2 separate regions of the Homo sapiens genome follow, and region 2 is linked to region 1. The links are chromatin contacts, found by Hi-C or POLR2A ChIA-PET in ENCODE. All regions are on one chromosome and are shown on one strand. Each heading gives the region's core, a stretch centred on a gene start or an enhancer-like site at or near the end of the contact. The rest is flanking DNA. Distances are from core to core; before and after follow the strand shown.

Region 1 (5,148 bases), core at 1,837-4,336:
AATTATATTTGATCTTAAAATCTCCCCAGCTATACTGTGATAGGTTTTGTGCCTTACAGTTTATGAAGTCTCCAGTTATTAGTGTGGGCAAAGTCTTGTTGTATATAGAGAACAGCTTGTAAATTTTTTGCTCTGAGAATCTCCAAGGTGAAATCCACTCATATATACTCATTGCTAATAGGAATAATGATAGATTCTGTGCTTTTCTTATTAAGTGTTGAGTTGATTTGGATGCAGCAGTTCTGCAATTTCCTAAAATACATCTTTGTGTTTCAGTAATGGAAAGCTCAGAAATTCTCTACAGAGATATTCTCTCACTTTTAAGCCCCACCTGCTATTTAGGCAAGGCAAATATTCCACTGGTGGAAGATGTAACTCAGGGCTAATAATCTGCTTTTCAGAAATGTTATTTCCAAGATATTGACAGAATGACTTCAAACTCCTGAGCAAAGCATAGGGAGACGGATTTCCTAAGAGGCAGAGTGTTTTCTTTAAAAAGCTCTGCAACAAGCCCAGGTTATCTTTTACAGTCTGGAAGATAGCAGTTTAACCAAGATAAAAAGCTGTAAATGGTTATTAATCTACAACAGCCATTACTTTTGCACTGGGACATGATTTTTCCACTGAGCCCAAGCCTGTTCCAGGTTGGATTTCTGATTTCTTTCCATTGAATGAAAGGACAGGGCTGTTTTTACCAATATAATGACACTTCCTTTTCAACAAACAACAGAGCAAAGGCCCTTGTTTTTGTACTCTTGTCTCTACATAACTTTGCTTTTGTGGTGCAATGAATGGCACAGTTGTCCTCTTCTTTATGTTTTAAAAAATCATACTTTTGCTAAGTTGCTAGGAACTATATACATTTTAGTTTACTTCATAAACAACTGAAATAATAAAATTCCTATTTTTCTGTTCTTGAGGGACTAAGGGCCCTTTTAAAAAGCACTTACTGTCTCTCTCTCTGTGATTTTAATTTTAATTTCCTCATTCAAAAATGACAATAACAATATTACTTCAAAGGGTTATTGGGAGGGGTAAATGAAATAATATGTGTCTGAGAAAGTATATGTTAGTTGTCCCTTTTGTACAAATGAATGAAATGATTTACTCAATTGAAATCCATGTTGGCCAAACTTCAGCTCCGGATTAGACACTGATGAATAACTTTTTTTTTTCTTTTTATAGGTCCATCTTGAAAATCTTACTGTGATTCATGAATATAAATATTCAGTATCTTTCACTGTATCTATGCCCACTATTGAGCAGGTCTATATTTTCAGTCCTGTTTATATGCTATTTACAATGATCGTCAAACACACTTAAGCAATTCCTTTTTATTCCTCATGCAATGGGAAGTAAGCAAACATTCCATGAGGTTCATTTTATGAAGCAATAAAAGAAAGTTAGTCATCAAATAAAATAAAATGGTAAAATCAAGAGACTTACTTATTCAAACTGTTTACAATCTTTCAAATAAAAATAAAAATGATTTTATAGAAAACAGATATTGAAGTAATACAACCTTTAAGCTTCCACTTGCATCCCAGATTGGACCCCACCTAGAAGAAATTTGGAATAGAGTGAATTGAATTTAGTGGTTGACTCATAATCTGGGCAAGAGACTTTTAGTCTTTCCCTTCCTGTAGTTTGCTGATTTCCCTAGAACACTTACTGCCCTTCAGAACAAGCAGGCTTCTATGGTAACCAGTGAAGTAAATGGACCCCGTTGCCAGGAAAGGTACATGAAACAAAACCAAAACAAGGCAGACAGGAAGACAGGGGCTTCCCTAGCGGTTGAATTAAGAGTTGTCAGGGGAAACATAGAAATACAATTATGAAACAGCTCAGTGCGATGTGTTAATATTGATTGTGATAATGATAGCAGTAGCATATGGATTAATATGTGGTAAAAGCTGCGGCCTTTTTCTTTCCTTTTAGAACTTTGCCTTTGATTACATATGCACAGATTTCTATGACACTGTTCAATAACTAACATCTATTGAGAACCAACTATTTGCCAAAATTTTACATTTAGTTTTAAAAACCATTATAGCCACCTTAAAAGTACATTGTGATACTAATTTTACAGATTCTTCCAAACTCAGTTTATCAGCCATCCCTGATAAGCCACTTAGGTCTCTCAGTCAAATGGTCCAGTGGAATCCTGTGGAGCTCTTAGAACGTTTGTAATTATGCAATTAATGATCATAATACTTAAAGTTTAATGTTCATGTTCTCTGCCAGTTTTTAGAGTGAGACAAGCACAATGCCTTGTTCACTGGCCCATCTCTAGAGCCTGGCATGGTAGCTGGCACACAGTGAAAGCTCAGTAGACACCTTTGGCTGAGATATAAAAAGACCAAGGCTTTCTGACTTTTGCTCAATTGTACACAAGTATTGAAACCTCAGCCAGGGGCTTTTCACTAAACACTCTGCCTGAGATGTTGTTTTGTCTTAAGAATTCAGAGTACATAGACATTCTATCCTCTTGGGTATTAATCACATTTCAGTAATCTAAAAAAGAGAAATAGTATTTTCCCTCTACTTTAAAGATGCAAAAAAAGAGTTTAGTGTCTTGCCTGAAGTCACACATGCTCTGTAATAATAAATAGGTTGATGATGATAACAATGGTAATGACTTACAAAAACATGGCAGGACTGGACTCCTAGCTTCCAGCTGCACGCTCTTTAGACAAAGATTTCCCAAACTTTTCCTTACCATATTTGACTGATTTAAAAAATATATATGTAAAATTCTACCATAATTGTTTTTACATTTGTCAATTTTTTTTCTTTTTTTGCCCTCTCTTTGAGGGCAACAACTTTATCTTTTCTCTATTTTCTCATGTTGGATTCTTTCACTTACATGCCAATTCAGTAAATGTGTGCTAAATGAATCCTGTTGCCAACATCCTTATGACTGCATGTGCTGGTTAGTATCTTTCTTCTTTTACTTGTGTCAGAATAGTGTAGGTTATCCTGTGATAACAACTCTAAAATTTCAGGTTATTTCTCATTCATGGTGTCAGGGAGAGCTTTGCTTATCACTGTCACATACGGAGTAAGGCTGAAGGAGACTCTGTCATTTTATGACACTGCCATCTAATGACGTCAGGCTTCAGGGTTCACCCCAGCAGGGGATGAGAAAGAGCTGGCAAGTCAAACACAAGCCATAGAAGCCTTAGTCCAGAGTGTCATTCACATGCCTTTGGGCAAAATGAGTCACATGGCAGCATCTAACTTCAAGGGAACATGGAAATGTAATCTCCTTTCTAACCAAAAGTAAATAATTAGAAATTGGTGGACATTAACAATGCCTATCATACAACCATCATCTATGGAGTCAGGCTTTGTGAAAGAAAGAAGGTAGATGCAGATAGGAAGCCAAAGGGGGAAAAAAAAGAGAGAAGATCTGGGAGGGGGAAAGATGGATAGGGAAAGGAGAGAGGAATAGCTCAACTGCTATTCTGACAAGATTAGCTCCATTTCCAAAGGAGAACTAAGCCCTTAAATAAACCAGTCTTGTCTTACCTGTGCCTCCGGATCATGCACATGACTCATTAGTGAGTTGATTATATTTTACCATTGTTGTTCATATTTTGTCGATGTTCTTATACCATTGTGGGTCATGGTTCATTGGGACAGACAATTTTTAAGGTTTCCTGGATTGTCTTTCATGCATGAGGTATAGAACTATAAAGATTGCTGCCTTCAACTTGAGGTAGGTGTGACAAAGAAATAAAACTAAGAAGTAGAGGTGTGTTTGCCATTGGAATGCGTCATTACTGTCTTCCTCATCTTTCTTTCACTAAGTAAAGTTTCTAACTATACTCCTTCCTTGCTGGGGTTGAATACCACAGAGGAAAGAGTTGTGAATATCTTATTTATCATTGTATTCTCAGAGTCTACAAGTACCAGGCAAATAGGTAGTGCTCAGTAGATAACTGCTCATTGGTGGCTTGAAAGGGGCAGCTTAGCAGGCCCAGTTATAGCATTTTTTTTTTTTTTTTTTTTTTTTTTTTTGAGACGGAGTCTCGCTCTGTTGCCCAGGCTGGAGTGCAGTGGCGGGATCTCGGGTCATTGCAAGCTCCACCTCCCGGGTTCACGCCATTCTCCTGCCTCAGCCTCCCAAGTAGCTGGGACTACAGGCGCCCGCCACTACGCCCGGCTAATTTTTTGTATTTTTAGTAGAGACGGGGTTTCACCGTTTTTAGCCGGGATGGTCTCGATCTCCTGACCTCGTGATCCGCCCGCCTCGGCCTCCCAAAGTGCTGGGATTACAGGCGTGAGCCACCGCGCCCGGCCGTATAGCATTTGTAATTAAAGGTTTATTTCCCAAAGTGGGCTCTTTGGGGAAGGGAATTGCAGAACTACTGAAGTTACCTTTCATCTGATGAGTTGTGCTGTAGGCAAGTTAAATAGGGAGGCTGTTTTTAATCTTTGAGTTGGGCCTTGGCAAGATTTGCTCAGTTGTTTTCTTTTCAGTTGGTAGTTTGGAAGTCCCAGCAGTATAGCTTATGGCTGACAGTCAATTAGTTGTGAATTTATTTTTAATCTTCAGCAAATGTCCCTTGTGAACAAACAAAGGGTGCATGATAATTACCATCAACTACTGTCTCTTCAACTCCCCTGTGTGCTTGGCAAAAGTACTGTGCAAAACAGACAAAATATAGTTCTAGTGTAAGGGATCTGACAGAGCAAATAAGGATCATTAACTTTGCCATAGTTTTTAAAAATAATTATTTTATGTGGGAGAGTGATTTTCTTATTATCTGATAAAGTGCTTCACGGAGGGCTAGAGATAGAAAGAAGATTATAAAAGAAAGAGGAATAAAGATAGAGCATGTAAATACCCAAAGGGGTCCTTTGATTACTGTACAAGTTTAATAATTAGAAAATAATATGATTACCAGTTGATGATGATAGTTTATGGAGGAGTTGATAAGAGGAACATTTTTGGTAACATTCTGGTACTTTTGTATGCTCATTTAACTGTCCAACTGCTATAGAATAAATGTTAGAATATATTTGATAGCCAAAGTATAATTCTGAGGCTGTTTCATTCATTAAAAAATAAAGAAAAGGAATAACATTATGTTTGTTATGTACAGAAACCCTTTCCTCATCCTTCAATCAGGGACAAACATC
Region 2 (5,148 bases), core at 1,882-4,381, 85 kb after region 1:
GATTGACAAGTGTAATGGATTAAATGGTGTCTCCTCAAAATTTATGTACACCAGGAATCTTAGAATGTGACCTTATTTGGTAATAGGGTCTTTGCAATTATACTTAAGGATCTTGCGATGAAATCTTAGAATAAGGGTGTTCTATAAGAAGAGAAGAAGAGGCAGAAAAGAAAGCCAAGTTAAGACTAAGACAAATATTAGAGTTATGCTGCCACAAACCAAGGAGTATCAGAAACCACCAGAAACTAGAAGAGGCAAGGAAGGATTCTCTCCTAAAGCTTTTGGAGGGAGCGAGGCTCTGGTAAAACCTTGATTTTGGTCTTCTGGCCTCCTGAACTGTGACAAAATAAATCTATGTTTTTGTAAGCCATCAAGTTTGTGGGACTTTGTTAGAGCAGGCCTATAAAACTAATAACATCAAATAAATAAATGGGTAGGATGTGTTTGGTAAGTACTATGATAGGTGATTAGGTTGCTCTCTAAGCGGATAGGTAGGTTGCCAATCTAGAGTAGTTGAAGCAAAGGTTCGCTAAAGCTTTCTTGAAAAAGATGGCATATAAACTGAAATCTGAAATATGATTAGGAATTAACAAGGCCAATTGATTACACAGAGTATTCCAGATAGAAAAACTCATATGTGAAGGTCTTGTGGGAGAGGCCTGAAGAGTTTAAGGGATATTTTAAAAATTTCGTTTTGGTTCAATGAGGAAGAGTGAGAGGAGAAAACAAAAGATGAAGTTGGAGAGGTAAAGAAGAGCTAGATGATACAGAAACTTTTAAACCATTCCAAGAAATTAGGACTTCAACCTAGCAGCAAGTAGAAGAAGGTATTGTCTTTGTAGAAAGAAAGAACTTGAAAAGTTTCGCATATCACTTATGGATGCAATGTGAAGAGGAGATTGGAGGGGCATACCTGAGGCCAGGGAGATTGGTGAGTAGCTTCTGACTGAGACAGAGGAGGGTCTCGGGCTGGGCTTGTTGCTGAAGGCATGTAGAGAAGTGGACTTTGTTTTGAGATATGTACTGATTATGATAATACTCCTAATAATCATAGCATTTATAGTGACAGATGAAAATTGCAGAATGCTTACCATGTGCTGGATGTCATATTTGCATTATTTTGTTTAATTCTCAATAGTTACTATTAGAGTCTCTATTTCATAGAAAGGTAACACTGAAACTTAGAGATCTTAAGCAATTTCTTCAAGATATGCAGCAACTAAGGTGTAGGGCCAGGACCAATGCTGTTTTCTGAACTGCTGTGCCAAATATTTTATAGTATACTTTGTGATTCAGAGTTAAAGATAATTACTAACTGGGATGATGGCGCCCTTTTATGGAACAAGGAACAAAGGAGAAGGACTAGGTTTGTGAGGGCAGATCGTGCATTTGGTTTTAGACACTTTGATTTTGAGGTGTCTCTGGGGCCTCTCTGGGGCCTCCCACTAATAAGTGGAAAGGTCTGAAGATCCAGAGAGAGAATGAGGGAGAGTGGGGAGGGTGGAGAGTGGAAATAAGTGGAAATGTCTGAAGATCCAGAGAGAGAATGAGAGTGAGGGAGAGTGGAGAGGGTGGAGAGCAGGTTTGGGGATATAGATTTGGGAATTAGCAGCATAAAAATATGAAGTTACAAACTATGGGATTAGATGAGATGGTTCAGGGAATGGATGAGTAAAGTAAATTATCCAGGACAGATTCCTAGGAACATGGAGATTTAAGGGTATGGCAAAGGAAGACGAATGAAAAGAGAAGCTTATTAGGAGCTGCTGGACAAAGGAAGATGTTTGAATATGTTTACACAATTGTGGAAAGAAGACGGTGGAGGCAGCAGTGGCGAAAATTAAGGAACGAAGGAATACTGCAGAATAAATGCCTTGGGAATGCTGGAGGGGATGTGATCCAAAGCATGATCACAGGGATTAGGCTTAAATAGAAAACACCTCATTCGTTTTAGTAAGAAACACCTCTCAAAAGGTATAACTAGAATGTTCATAACACACACACACAAAATAATTGCCTGAGGTGATGGGTACACCATTTACCCTGATGTGACAATTACACATTGTATGCTCATATCAAAATATCTCACATTTCCCCAAAATATATATACCTACTATGTATCCATAGAAGTTAAAAATAAAAAAAAATTAAAAAATAAAGAAAAGAGGGCCAAGAGAAGGTTGTAGTTTAGATGGCAAAAAGTTGGATTACTTGTATTTTCTCTGGGAAGTAAGATACAAGGTACCCTGCAGGTCAGAGTTTGAGAGAAGCGGAGAAAGTTTGGAATCACTGCTGTGCAGAACGTGAGTGTTGACTATGGAACATCATTCCTCATGGAAACATGGAACTACAGAATCACATCTAGGCATTAATATACCAGATGAGGGCAAGGCCCTGACATGAAAGTAGTAGCAATTTGCCCAGTTGGGTAGTTTTCTCTAATAATACTCAGCACGTTGGGCATTGGTAAGAACAACTACTGCTTTGCTAGGTGGATATGATGAAAGAACAAGGCAATAGACAAGAGACCTGAGAATGTTGGCAAGAGAGTGAGCAACTGCAAAGCCAGAGCAGTGGGATAATGAAGTGAGGGAAAAGAATAGTAGTAGAGTAGAAGTCTAGAATCTTGGTTACCTATTCCTGATCTACCACTAGCTGGTTGGGTCATGTCAGGAGCATCTCTTAATGCTGTGGGCTTCAGCTTTCCTTTTCTATAAAGTGAAGAACTGGACTGAATGGTCAGTCTCTAAGGTCTAGTTCAGCCTGAAATTATGTGAGTCTGTGACTATTGCAGGAGGTAGTAAAGGAAGGAAAGAATGGAAGTGAAGAGTCAAGATGAGCTGTGAATTCACACCAGGCATTTGAGACACACAACTGAATGTATTGATTTCAGCTGAGATGTCTACATAAAATGCATTGCTAAGTTTCAGGAAGACTCAATATTTTAATCAAAATTCGATTAGAAAGTAAACTTAGGCAACTTTGATTGTTCTCTGTACTTTGATTAATCTTCATCTATAAAAGTCTATAGTGAGATTTATATGGACAATGGGATATGGACATGTCCATGAAAGGGAAAGGATATTAAATAGAGGGTGAAATTGAAACTGTGAAACCCCTCCCTAACCCATCTCCACCCACACAGGAAATGACTCGCTCATTTTATGAGAGGATACTGAATAATTTGGCAGGATGCTAGTAACCCCTTACTAGGCTATATAATTTGTAATTCATTTTTTCAGCTGCTCATATCCTAATTCAAACTAGTTAAAATGAAGGAAAAGTCATTTGGGATAAAAAGCAGAAGGCTTTTAAAAGCTAATTTTGGAGACGTAGACATTGGGAAAAGAAATTGAGAACACTTATTTTCTGTCCACCACCTATCATTATCAAATTAAGTGAATACTTACAAAGGAGAGGAGATAGGTACCAAAGACTAACGCTATAAGAAATCTCTCCATCTCCTTTTGTATGTGAATAGCAGTGTGAAGAAGTCTCTTAGCCTAGTCGTCCATCAGTTGGGATCTTTAGCACAAATGGCCCCATTTCAAGTCTCATACACATGTCAGTGGATCTCGTGGTAAATTTTAGGAATAAAACATCCTCCTGTGTAACAGAAATGCAACTGACATGACCTCAATATGTTATGAATCAGACCAGGAAGATTTCATAAGGAAATAAAATGAAAAAGAAATTCTCAAATGCAAAGTTAAAGAAAGATTTTTTCTGTGTGGAAGACAGATGATGGTATTATTAATAGTGAAGGGTAAAAGCTGAAACATTTGAATGTTCAACTAAACATCACCAAATTTCTCATTTCAGTGTGGATAGAAATAACTGCTCTGGAGGTATTTCCATAATCTCAGTTTTAACTCCAGCCAGGAACCAAGAAATAAAAAAGCCCTTCTCAAGCAGTTTATAAACTAAAAATAAAGATGACAAAAAGTCAGATTTAGATTAAATTGGAAAAGCTGGTTTTCAGAGCAGTAATTTTATCTCCCTAAGACAGAAATATGTAGGCTACAGTAAGAGAAACGTTAAGTATTTACTGATACATACAGAGAAAAATAACTAGTGCCCAGATTTAGCCAATACATATGGACACATGATCAATTAAACTTTGGCAATCACCACATTATTAATGAATCCAAAATGGTCACATTTTCTGATGACTGAGTGCTGGAACCTAAAGGAAATGATGTATGCCACTTGTTATACAATCTCTTTTTGAACATCTTCCAGGGCTTTGGTGAGCTAAGACAGCAAAATATAGCTCCAGTTCTGCTGAGTTGTTCCTAAGGACTATAATTACATTTTATAGTATTTAGCTCAATGAAATCATTTTTCCTTTTAAGTGTAATGAAACAACAAAAGCCTGAGACCTTTGAATTTTGCCCCCAATATTACTGTTTTGTCACATACATCCTAACCTAAAGCCCCACCTGCACCAAAAATATGCTGTTTCTGTCATTTAACTCTGAAAAGGGGATTTGTTTATACTAAGGAAGGCAACATGTTGGACTAGAGGAAACATTGAGTTCTTAGGATATCTGGCTTTCAGTTGTGGCTTTATCTATATCTGCCATGTGACCTTGGGAAACTTATAAACTTATCTGGGCTTCATTGGCTTCCATGCAAAATGAAGGGTAGATTTAGATTCTTTGTGTGAGTCCAATAATAACTTCCTATAATTCCATAAATATATAGACAATTTACAAATGTAGATGCTATCTGTCATAATAGACCACACTGTCCTTTACATCAGCTCCATGAGAAGTGGTAGAAGTGAGAAGCTTCTGCTTTTGATTAAAAGAAATATCTCTGACAGAATTTTGAGTGACTCATTTCAGGAAAGGATAGAGAAAATAAATTAATTTCAAATGGATGAATAGAGAAATTAAACAGTCATTTAAAAACAAAATTTAGACTTGTGGAAGAGTATTTTTGTGATCTAAATAAGGCATAAAACTTTTCAAAAGAATTATAAAGGAGAAAACATATAAGGCTCACAAATCTGGTGAAAGGAGCGAGAAGATTAAAAATGCCAACTAACAGGATTTTATTTTTTACTTGGGGCGTGTATATATACATGTATTGTGTATATATATCTCTATGCGTTTATATCTATGTGTGTATACATACATATAA

Evidence for each region. Hi-C counts contacts between places; a loop is a spot of excess contacts on that map. ChIA-PET counts read pairs that join two places held with the same protein, here RNA polymerase II (POLR2A). Pooled maps may share reads with other maps.
Region 2: a map of PC-3 shows a loop between it and region 1 (2.1-fold over the local background). The contact joins two enhancer-like sites. A Hi-C loop is called at or near these places in 1 of 168 maps with a recorded cell type or tissue (PC-3) and 6 of 50 pooled maps. POLR2A ChIA-PET finds 5 or more read pairs at or near these places in 1 of 52 experiments (GM12878).

The regions. Positions count from the first base shown.
Region 1 is chr12:89,948,290-89,953,437 of GRCh38, forward strand. All of the region lies in intron 6 of LOC105369890 (a long non-coding RNA gene), which reads left to right. It overlaps LINC02399 (long intergenic non-protein coding RNA 2399), which reads left to right. Exons shown (of 3, transcript NR_135019.1): 3 at 1,186-1,437. Among named protein-coding and RNA genes, the nearest start is that of LINC02399, 3.2 kb to the left of the region's middle. Within about 2 kb of position 3,087, at least 7 of the 41 ENCODE cell types and tissues checked have a DNase peak (open chromatin) inside an H3K27ac peak, as active enhancers do; they include PC-3, where a contact is called at or near this core.
Region 2 is chr12:90,033,705-90,038,852 of GRCh38, forward strand. All of the region lies in intron 8 of LOC105369890 (a long non-coding RNA gene), which reads left to right. Among named protein-coding and RNA genes, the nearest start is that of LINC02399, 89 kb to the left of the region's middle. Within about 2 kb of position 3,132, at least 2 of the 41 ENCODE cell types and tissues checked have a DNase peak (open chromatin) inside an H3K27ac peak, as active enhancers do; they include PC-3, where a contact is called at or near this core.